3 separate regions of the Homo sapiens genome follow, and regions 2 and 3 are each linked to region 1. The links are chromatin contacts, found by Hi-C or POLR2A ChIA-PET in ENCODE. All regions are on one chromosome and are shown on one strand. The core of a region is the stretch at or near the end of the contact, and the rest is flanking DNA. Distances in the headings are between cores, read along the strand shown.

Region 1 (2,850 bases), core at 158-2,657:
AATTTCCCGTTTTCAGTGCAGTTCCTCCCTCCCCACAGGTCCCTGGTGTCCCCCATTGCAGAGACAGCTGTGTTACTTTCTCTAGAGAATCAGGGTCCAGTCTCCCGCTGGGGCAGGAGGTGCATTTGGCCAACCATGAGGAGTGGGAGAAGTAATTAGGGTCTGTCTGCTTGCACAGACTTTCAGCTTCTCTTCCTGCTTTCAACCTCACTTTCACCCCTGCCACCAGGGGCAGCCGGCACTGCCCATCTCTCCATCATGGTGGGATTTCTTGGTGTAAACCAAGCTGAGTCTCAGCTTCCCCACTCAGCTTTCTTGATTCATCAGTTACCAGATTCCAAAAAGTTGTTCCTGCTGTTCCTCATCCTTTTTATTCTCATGTGTTTATTCCTTTAAAGCATCCCTTTTATTGTTTTAACGGGACTCAGGGAGGAATCGCAGGTGGATGTGTATCGGCCGTTATCTTTCATCACATGTGTTCACCATTACCATATAAAGAATTTGTCCTATCACTTTGTGTGGACATGTGAGTCATTTTAATTTTGGGAAAAGGCTCTTTAACAATTGCAAAGTTAACTATTCAGATGTAATTTATTTTCTGTGAGGCACAGGTTTCACTGTGAACCTTCCAGGTCGTGGCTGATGTCTGAAGACTGTATTGAACATTGATGGGACACACTTTTTTTTTTAAAATTTTAAGTTCTGGGATACGTGTGCTGAACGTGCAAGTTTGTTACATGGTATATGTATGCCATGGTGGTTTGCTGCGCCCATCAACTCATCATCTAGGTTTTAAGCTGCATATGCATTAGGTATTTGGATGGGACACACTTTTTAAGAACCAACTTGGTTCTTCTTTAGCTCAGACGTGTAATGGAATGTATCAGAGACGCCGCTGAGTGGTGAGCTTGGGGATTTCTGTCACACTTCTTCCTCTGTGTTGGTTTCAAGTCACAATGGCTGCTGCTATGTGTTTTACAGACTTTTTTTTTTTGTCCCCCAGGAGAGCTAGAGTTATGTATTTGGTTTTGTTTGGACGTAAACATTTCTTCCTCTATTGACCAGTGCCAGGATTTATAAAGTTGAACTCTGAACCATGGACTCAGAAATGTATTTCACTGAAATAAAAGAAGACAGAGTCTCCGGGCAGTGGATTTCCAGGGAGGTGTCTTGAAATAGGGATCCATGTGGTTCTATTTTTGACCAAGTGGTTCAGGCAGGAGGAGGGGTAACCGGAGGGGCCGGGGGTCCTTGGGGAAGCTGTTGCCTATGTGGTTCCCTGGTCTGCCAGTCAAGGAGGGGGTAGGCACAGCTGTGGCCAGGTTGAAGACCAGGTTTCTTGAGTAAGACCCCAGACAGCAGGTGGGGAGTGAGATGCCCAGAAATCCGGATTCTTGGCAGGTGGCCAAGCACAGTGAACTTTTCATGAACCGTTTCAGTGTCTCATCTTCCCTAAGGTAGAGGCAACTCTGAGGAAGGGGAAGGAGGCCATGTCACAAGAAAGAATCCAGACTTTGCTAGTTAAGAGGGCCCTCGTCTTACTAACTGGGCACACTTTTCCTGTAAAGTACGATCTATAAAGTAGTACATGGCAAACATTTTTAGGTTTTGTGGGCCTTTAAGGTCTGTGTTGCATTTTCCTTTCTTTCCTTTCTCTTTCTCTCGTCTTCCTTTTCCTCTCTTTCCACAACATTTCCCCCCTCACCCTCTCTCCTTTCATCAGAGACAGGGTCTTGCTATGTTGCCCAGGCTGGTTTCAAACTCCTGGGCTCAAGCAATCCTGCCTCGGCCTCCCAAAGTGCTGGGATTACAGGTGTGAGCCACCGAGCGCGGCCTTTTCTTTTTGTTTTATACAACCCTTTAAAACCATTCTTGGCTTGCTGGCCATATAAAGAGGCTGCAGGCTGGACATGGCCCCAGGGCTGCAGTTAGCCAATCCCTGCACCACACCGCCCGGTTTATTTCCCTCCTAGAGCCTCTCACAGTCTGAAGTCTTACTCTGTTTATTTTCTGTTTCCTCTGCCATAATGTGAACTCCCTAAGGGCTGAGGACTGGGCTGCTTTATTCTCTGCTGTGTCCTTAGGCCTATGGCAGTTAGGAGCAGAGAGCGGCCACTCGAATGTTGGCTGAATGAGTGGATGTGTTATTAGTTCTAGATGAAAATCTCCGGTAGCTCATCTGTGAAACAGGAGACCTTGAAGAAGTCATGTTCTGAGATTTTTTTTTTTTTTTTTGACACAGTCCCGCTTTGTCACCAGGCTGGAGGGCAGTGGTGCCATCTCAGTTCACTGCAACCTCCACCTCCTGGGTTCAAGTGATTCCCTTGCCTCAGCCTCCCGAGTAGCTGGGATTACAGGCACCCGCCACCACGCCTGGCTAACTTTTGTATTTGTAGTAGAGACAGGGTTTCACCATGTTGGCCAGGGTGGTCTTAAACTCCTGACCTCAAGTGATCCGCCCGCCTCAGCCTCCCAAAGTCCTGGGATTACAGGCGTGAGCCACCACACCCGGCCTCGTGTGCTGAGATTCTAATTCCCAGAGCAATGTGGGGATTTGGTTCTTCTATAGTTGTGTGTGGATTTCTTAGACCTCCCGGAGGGCTCCTGTGAGCAGGGGAGAGGAAAAGCAAACAGCCCAGGAGCTGTGGGCTGCCCCTCACCCCTCGCCCCTTCTTTCCACCGCCTCAGGCCCATTCTGCCCATGTGCAAAGAGGGATTTTTCTGTAAAAATGGGTCTTACCCTATCAATCTTCTGTTGATAACTTGCTGCCCCAGCTGCTGTACAAACACACATGATAGTCCAATTATTTAAAATCAGGTACAAGCACAGGCACTGGCCAATCAAGGCAG
Region 2 (2,850 bases), core at 259-2,758, 510 kb before region 1:
CCCTTCCAAGTGGCCTCCCGCCAGCCTCACAGCAAGTCTAGAAATACACACACCAGGATCAACATGCCCATTAAGCAGATGGAAAAAGTACGACTCAGAGGCATCATGTGACAGCTACATCAGGAACACGGTGGCATCTGAGCTCACTTTATCTGACGATGAATCGGGCACCACTGCTTGCCCCATGGATGCCAGGCTCTGTCCATCTGAACTTGGATCAGATTGAACTCGGAGTTGGTTTGGCTTCACTGTTCCCAGAGCAGCTCTCAAGTAACTTTGGCACTCGGGCTGAGTTGTCACTCTGGTTTCTTTCCGTGACTTTCTTTGCTTGTTGTCGGCACTTTTAAAAGACCTATTGAATTGTTTGTGAAAATGAGCGACAGTACATTTGCCAAAGCATCATGTGGGTGGCGGCATTCTGCTATCTATTCTGCACACCAAAGCAATGATGCTGCTAATTACATCTGTCCCGTCTGGCTGTACCCGTCTGCCTCTCTGCCTGGCTCAGCACTGTGACTGTTTATGGTGTTCCCAGCTTAGACGTGAGAGGGAGGAGGGCCAGGGAGTCAAGGGCTGTATCCTCTCCACGGTGTTCACACAGAGCCAGGAAAGGCTGCTGTGGCTGAAGTTCTGATTTCTCGTTTTTTTCAGTTGTTGATGGGAGTTGGGGTAGAAAGGGAGGAAGATGTTGCTCCTTGGAAGCAAATGGCATGGGGAAGACACCCTGAATTACAACTGAGAAATGAAACCTCTACAGTTTAACTTGCAGCAAGTTCAAAGGATGTGTTAGGAAAAATTGCAGGTGCTGGTTCTGTGGTATTTGGGGTTTAGATGAAAAAAATAAGTAAACAAACTAACTTCATAGCTCATCTGAAAGAGGGCCTGGCTCAGAGATCATCACTTCCCACAAGAACCCCCTTCTATGGGTCCAAAGGAGGCAAGGATGATGGAAGGAGACAGAGGGAGGGAGAGGGGAAAATCACATCTATTTTTTGGAAGAACGTCAAAGGGAACTCAATAAAGACCCATCCCGTTCACCCAGCTTTCTCTATAGAAACAGAGCTGAGGACTGGATCTGCTATTACATCAGAGATGGGGCAGGAGGAAATAATTTTCTGATGTTCCAGTTTTGCTCAAGTTCAGGCTGTAGAAACCACAGTTTCTTAAGAGGTGGAACCGGTTCACTGGACTTTTTTTTTTTTTTTTCTGTGATGTAGGAAGAAAGGTTCCAAGATGCTACAAACCCTGCAACACTTACTTTAAGTATCCCAGAGGTCTGGAGTGGGAGGAGGCTGGCTGACCTCTTTACTTCTTCAGTTCAGATGCTTAGGGACAGAGGTCATGTGACACCTGTTCCTCTCCCCCCGCCACGCCCCTGCCACACACACAGAGAGACCTGCAGTGAGCAGGGGGCTCTGATGCCCGGTCCTGTGACCTTTCCTCTGCACCTTTGGGTCTATGTAGATTGCAATTTCCTGCTCACCCTCTCTGGGGCATCCCCTGCAGTGCTGACTTCTTTAACCGTTGGCTGGTGTGGCCAAGCGTGCAGCACACAGGCTGTCCTGCCCTGAGCTATGATTCTACATGAAGCTTTCCAGTGACCTCCCTTTCTGCCATTTATTCTGTGTCCTGCAGAATAGCTTTGATTCACAATGAGTGACACGGATCTATAGGAATCTGGAATCTGTGGCAAAGAACAACAGGACAGGGTACGGCATCAAAGGTTAAAAGGGCTGGAGGTGCCTTTTTGAGACGGTTTAAGGAATGGGCTAGATCTATGGCATTGTAGGGAGAAGTGCAAGCCCTCTGTCATCATCAAGGTATCATGACCATCTCCAAAGTGTGTAGGATGAAGCCACCTATAGGAAAGGTGGTGGGAAGAACTGGGAGCCAGAGACACAATATGCCCATGGGGTTTGAAGAGAACCAAGGGCTGTAAAAGACAGGCTTGCAAATGATCTCAGCTGGAGTGACCCAGCACCGTCAACCTGCCCAGCTCCCTCTCTGGGGAGGCACCCTGCCTTTTATGAAGCCAGATGTGTGTGTATTATACTCATAAGGAAAACTGCAGAACAGGGCTCGAAGGCTTCAACCACTCACCACAACAAATTTAGCAATAAGGACTAATATCTAGAGAGGGTAAAAAACTCTCAAACTCTCAAACAACAAGCCAAACAATCGAATTTGAAAATGGGCAAGAGACATGAAGAGACACCTCATTGAGGAGGATATGCAAATGGAACTGAGCCTGTGAAAAGATGTTCAACATCATTAGCCATTAGGGAAATGCAAATTGAAACCACAGTGATGCACATCTATCAGAATGGCTAAAATAAAAAACAGGGACAACATCCAATGCTGGTGAGGATTTGGAAAAACTGGATCACTCTTACACTGCTGGTGGGAACATGAAATGGTAGAGCCACTCTGGAAAATATGTTCACAGTTTCTTTAAAACCTGAACATACAACTACCATGCGACCCAATGGTTGCTTTCCATTTATTCCAAAGAAATGAAGATATATGGGCAGGCAACAGTGGCTCATGCCTGTAATCCCAGCACTTTGGGAGGCTGAGGCAGGTGGATCACTTGAGCTCAGGCAGGAGTTCGAGACCAGCCTGAGCAACATGATGAGACCCCATCTCCACAAAAGAAAAAAAAAAAGAAAAAAATATTAGCTGGGCATGGTGGCACACACCTGTGGTCCCAAGCTACTCAGGAGGCTAAGGTGGGAGGAGCACTTGAGCACAGAAGATCAAGACTGCAGTGAGATATTATTGCGCCACTGCACGCCAGCCTGGGCGACAGTGAAAGACCCTGTCTCGAAAGAAGAAATAAAAAGAAGAAAG
Region 3 (2,850 bases), core at 236-2,735, 450 kb before region 1:
GCAGGGCTCTGTAATCATCTCTCTGGGACAGCTGAAGACACCAAGATACGCCCTGGGGACACAGCTGTGTAGCCTGGGGTGCTGGCAGGAGACATCTCTCCCCTCTGGCTGGATGAGAAAGGCCTTGCCTGCCATGAGGAACTGCGGGCTGTGAGAACCCCTCTGGCAATCACTCCCCAGCGCTGAGCTCCCCACCCACTTCTTTGGTGAAGGACTCTCCCCTTCTGGTCCCCCCTGAAGCTGGGGAGGGACAGAGGTAACCTTGAAGCTGGGGGCACTCTGCCTGCTCTGTGAGCTGGTTCTTCTGTATAAAAGCCCCCTTCACCTGGAGGTAAAAGAACCTGCCCTGCCTCTCTCTTGGGATGGGAAATTGACCTTGAATCCTGCACTGGAGGAACCTGGGGCCGCACTGGGCCAGGGGAGCCAAGGCTGCCTGCTATTCCAGCGGGCAGATCGGACAGAGCTCGTGCTGGTTTGGAACTCCCCTCGGGACCCCCGATGACTCACTCCTTCTTACCACCTCTTCCCTATGGCCCAGACTCGCTCTCTGCTCTATGCCACTGGTTCTGGGGATCCGGGCAGTTCCTGATATCTGTGATGACCAGAATGTACCTCTTCAGGTAGCAAGAGATGAAACTTGCCTGGGATGTTTTTCTGGGCACCACAGGGCACGGAGAAAAGCTCTTCCCATCACTTGGAACATAAGTAGGGCAGACCCCCCACCGAAACGGATGAAGTACGCCTAGGGTGACTTCGCACCTTCACTCCTCTCTAAGCCTCTCCCCTCCTTTTTGTCCTCATCTCATGCATCCTCTGCTGCTGTGACCCTAAACCGTATCATGCCGCGTAGGTCGCCTCTCTCATCTTCTGTTCCATCAGAGCAGAAACCTCTGGGATATTCAGGCATGGTGTGGATGATGTATTGCTGACCACTAACGATTCAATGCACGGGAGGCCTTGGAATTTTCAATGATGAGACTGTTGGGGTGGCAGTGTGGTTGGAGAGAAGAACTAGGGGCCTGTCCTGAAGCTGCATTTGTACAGCAATGGGTTTAGAGTGAATGGGGTGACTTGCTGGCTAATCCCTTGCCCCCAGCACCCCTTGGTACAGCAAATGCTCATTGCCGCACCCCTCCCAGGTCAACTGCCGCTTCACAGGCGCCATCTGTGCTTAACCTGAAGCAGGAATGATCTGGAGTATTTCAGACACTGAGGCAGGCTGGGGAGGAGGGGTGCTGAGGAGGAAGGCAGGGGCCAGGCCTGGGCATGAAGCCACCCCAGTGGGCACCACACTCAGCACTGAATCCGGGAAGCACGTGTGGATCACCCACCACACCCGAGGCTGATGCTCAGACACCCACCCTCAGTGGCATTACAGAGGTAGGGACCCAAGCACAAGGGCAGGCGACAGCCCAACCCCAGTTCTGCCTCCACGCATTCAGCCAAGGCCCATGAAGCAGGCCGTCCACAAGGTGGTGCCATTGCTTCCCTATGCTCCTTCACCCCAACGGCCTGCCAGCCTTCTGGTCCCCAAAGACTTGGGAGGCCAGGTGGGCACACCTGGAATAATTACCAACTGACTATAATCTCAGACCAGAGGAGTACGGCCTCTGCAACAACAACTGAGGGGAAAAAGGGGATCAATTCAGCCAGGTGCGGTGGCTCACGCCTGTAATCCTAGCACTTCGGCAGGCCGAGGTGTGTGGATCACTTGAGGTCAGGAGTTCGAGTCCAGCCTGGCCAACATGGTGAAACCCCATCTCTACTAAAAATACAAAAGTTAGCTGGGCATGGTGGCATGCGCCTGTAGTCCCAGCTACTCAGGAGGCTGAGGCACGAGAATCGCTTGAACCCAGGAGGCGGAGGTTGCAGTGAGCCGAGATCACTGAGCCACTGCACTCCAACCTGGGCAACAGAGTGAGAAGCAGTCTCAAATTAAAAAAAAAAAAAAGAGAGAGAGAGAGCGATCAATTCGAGAGGGAGCCCTAGAGAGGTCATACAGGCCTGGACCTTGAAGGAGAGAGAAGCTGGACTGCAGGGCCAGCGCCTGGAGGACAGAGTCAGCACTGAACAGAAAGGGAGATGCTGTTCGGAGTCAGAGGGACTAGTGAAGATCATGGGAAATAAGCAGGAACGGCTGGCAGGAATGCTGCCGTAGCTTGAGGCTGACCCCCTCCTGGGGCAGCTATCAGTGGCTGAGTTATCAGCCCCGAGGATGGCGTCGCCAAGGCGGCTGCACCTGCTCTCCCGGCACTGCTCCCTGCCTCTGCACCATGAATGACTGACGTGAGGAAGGGACATCATTTCCTGCATCAGTGCGAAACTCCAGATGTTTGAGGCTCTGGTTCCCAAAGCATCTCCCTGTATTAACATCCCTTGTTTCAAGTGTCAGGGTGGAGATGGAATCAGTTGTACTTGGCTGGTGCCCTTGGAGGCACCCAGGGATGAAGCGGGACTGAAAGACCATGAAATCAACTCAGAGCTACACCCAGAGGCCTCCCCAGAGCCACCGATAATCCTTTGCCCCGCGTCACCCTGGGAACTGTCCAGAAACACAGGCCTGATACTCGTTCAGAGATTCAGGAGTGAGACGGCGGAGGAGGTGGAGATCAGAGGACCCTCCAGGAAAGACCCCTCAGGGCTCAGCCCTTCAACCCACTCATGGCACAGATGGGGAAACTGAGAGAAGGGGTCCCCTGCAAGTCACTTGCTGGCCCATGGCGGGGCCAGGATTGGCACCTCTGACTGGGAGGCATGGATCTGAGTGGTATAAGCCCTTAACCAGGTATCCTGAGCCAGCCCTCTAGGAAGGACATGGCTTTGGCCTCCTTGGCCCCAGTCAAAACCAGC

What was found. Hi-C counts contacts between places; a loop is a spot of excess contacts on that map. ChIA-PET counts read pairs that join two places held with the same protein, here RNA polymerase II (POLR2A). Pooled maps may share reads with other maps.
Region 2: a pooled map shows a loop between it and region 1 (4-fold over the local background). The contact joins two enhancer-like sites. A Hi-C loop is called at or near these places in 2 of 50 pooled maps. POLR2A ChIA-PET finds 5 or more read pairs at or near these places in 2 of 52 experiments (CD8-positive, alpha-beta memory T cell and activated T-cell).
Region 3: a pooled map shows a loop between it and region 1 (5-fold over the local background). The contact joins two enhancer-like sites. A Hi-C loop is called at or near these places in 2 of 50 pooled maps. POLR2A ChIA-PET finds 5 or more read pairs at or near these places in 2 of 52 experiments (OCI-LY7 and activated CD4-positive, alpha-beta T cell).

Annotation. Positions count from the first base shown.
Region 1 is chr10:118,969,433-118,972,282 of GRCh38, reverse strand. All of the region lies in intron 2 of LINC03036 (long intergenic non-protein coding RNA 3036), which reads left to right. Among named protein-coding and RNA genes, the nearest start is that of LINC03036, 59 kb to the left of the region's middle. Within about 2 kb of position 1,407, at least 2 of the 41 ENCODE cell types and tissues checked have a DNase peak (open chromatin) inside an H3K27ac peak, as active enhancers do.
Region 2 is chr10:119,476,894-119,479,743 of GRCh38, reverse strand. No RefSeq gene overlaps it. Among named protein-coding and RNA genes, the nearest start is that of RGS10, 64 kb to the left of the region's middle. RefSeq lists enhancers at 1-251, 1,601-1,670. Within about 2 kb of position 1,508, at least 6 of the 41 ENCODE cell types and tissues checked have a DNase peak (open chromatin) inside an H3K27ac peak, as active enhancers do.
Region 3 is chr10:119,415,691-119,418,540 of GRCh38, reverse strand. The region is part of intron 4 of GRK5 (G protein-coupled receptor kinase 5); the gene reads right to left. Among named protein-coding and RNA genes, the nearest start is that of MIR4681, 39 kb to the right of the region's middle. Within about 2 kb of position 1,485, at least 6 of the 41 ENCODE cell types and tissues checked have a DNase peak (open chromatin) inside an H3K27ac peak, as active enhancers do.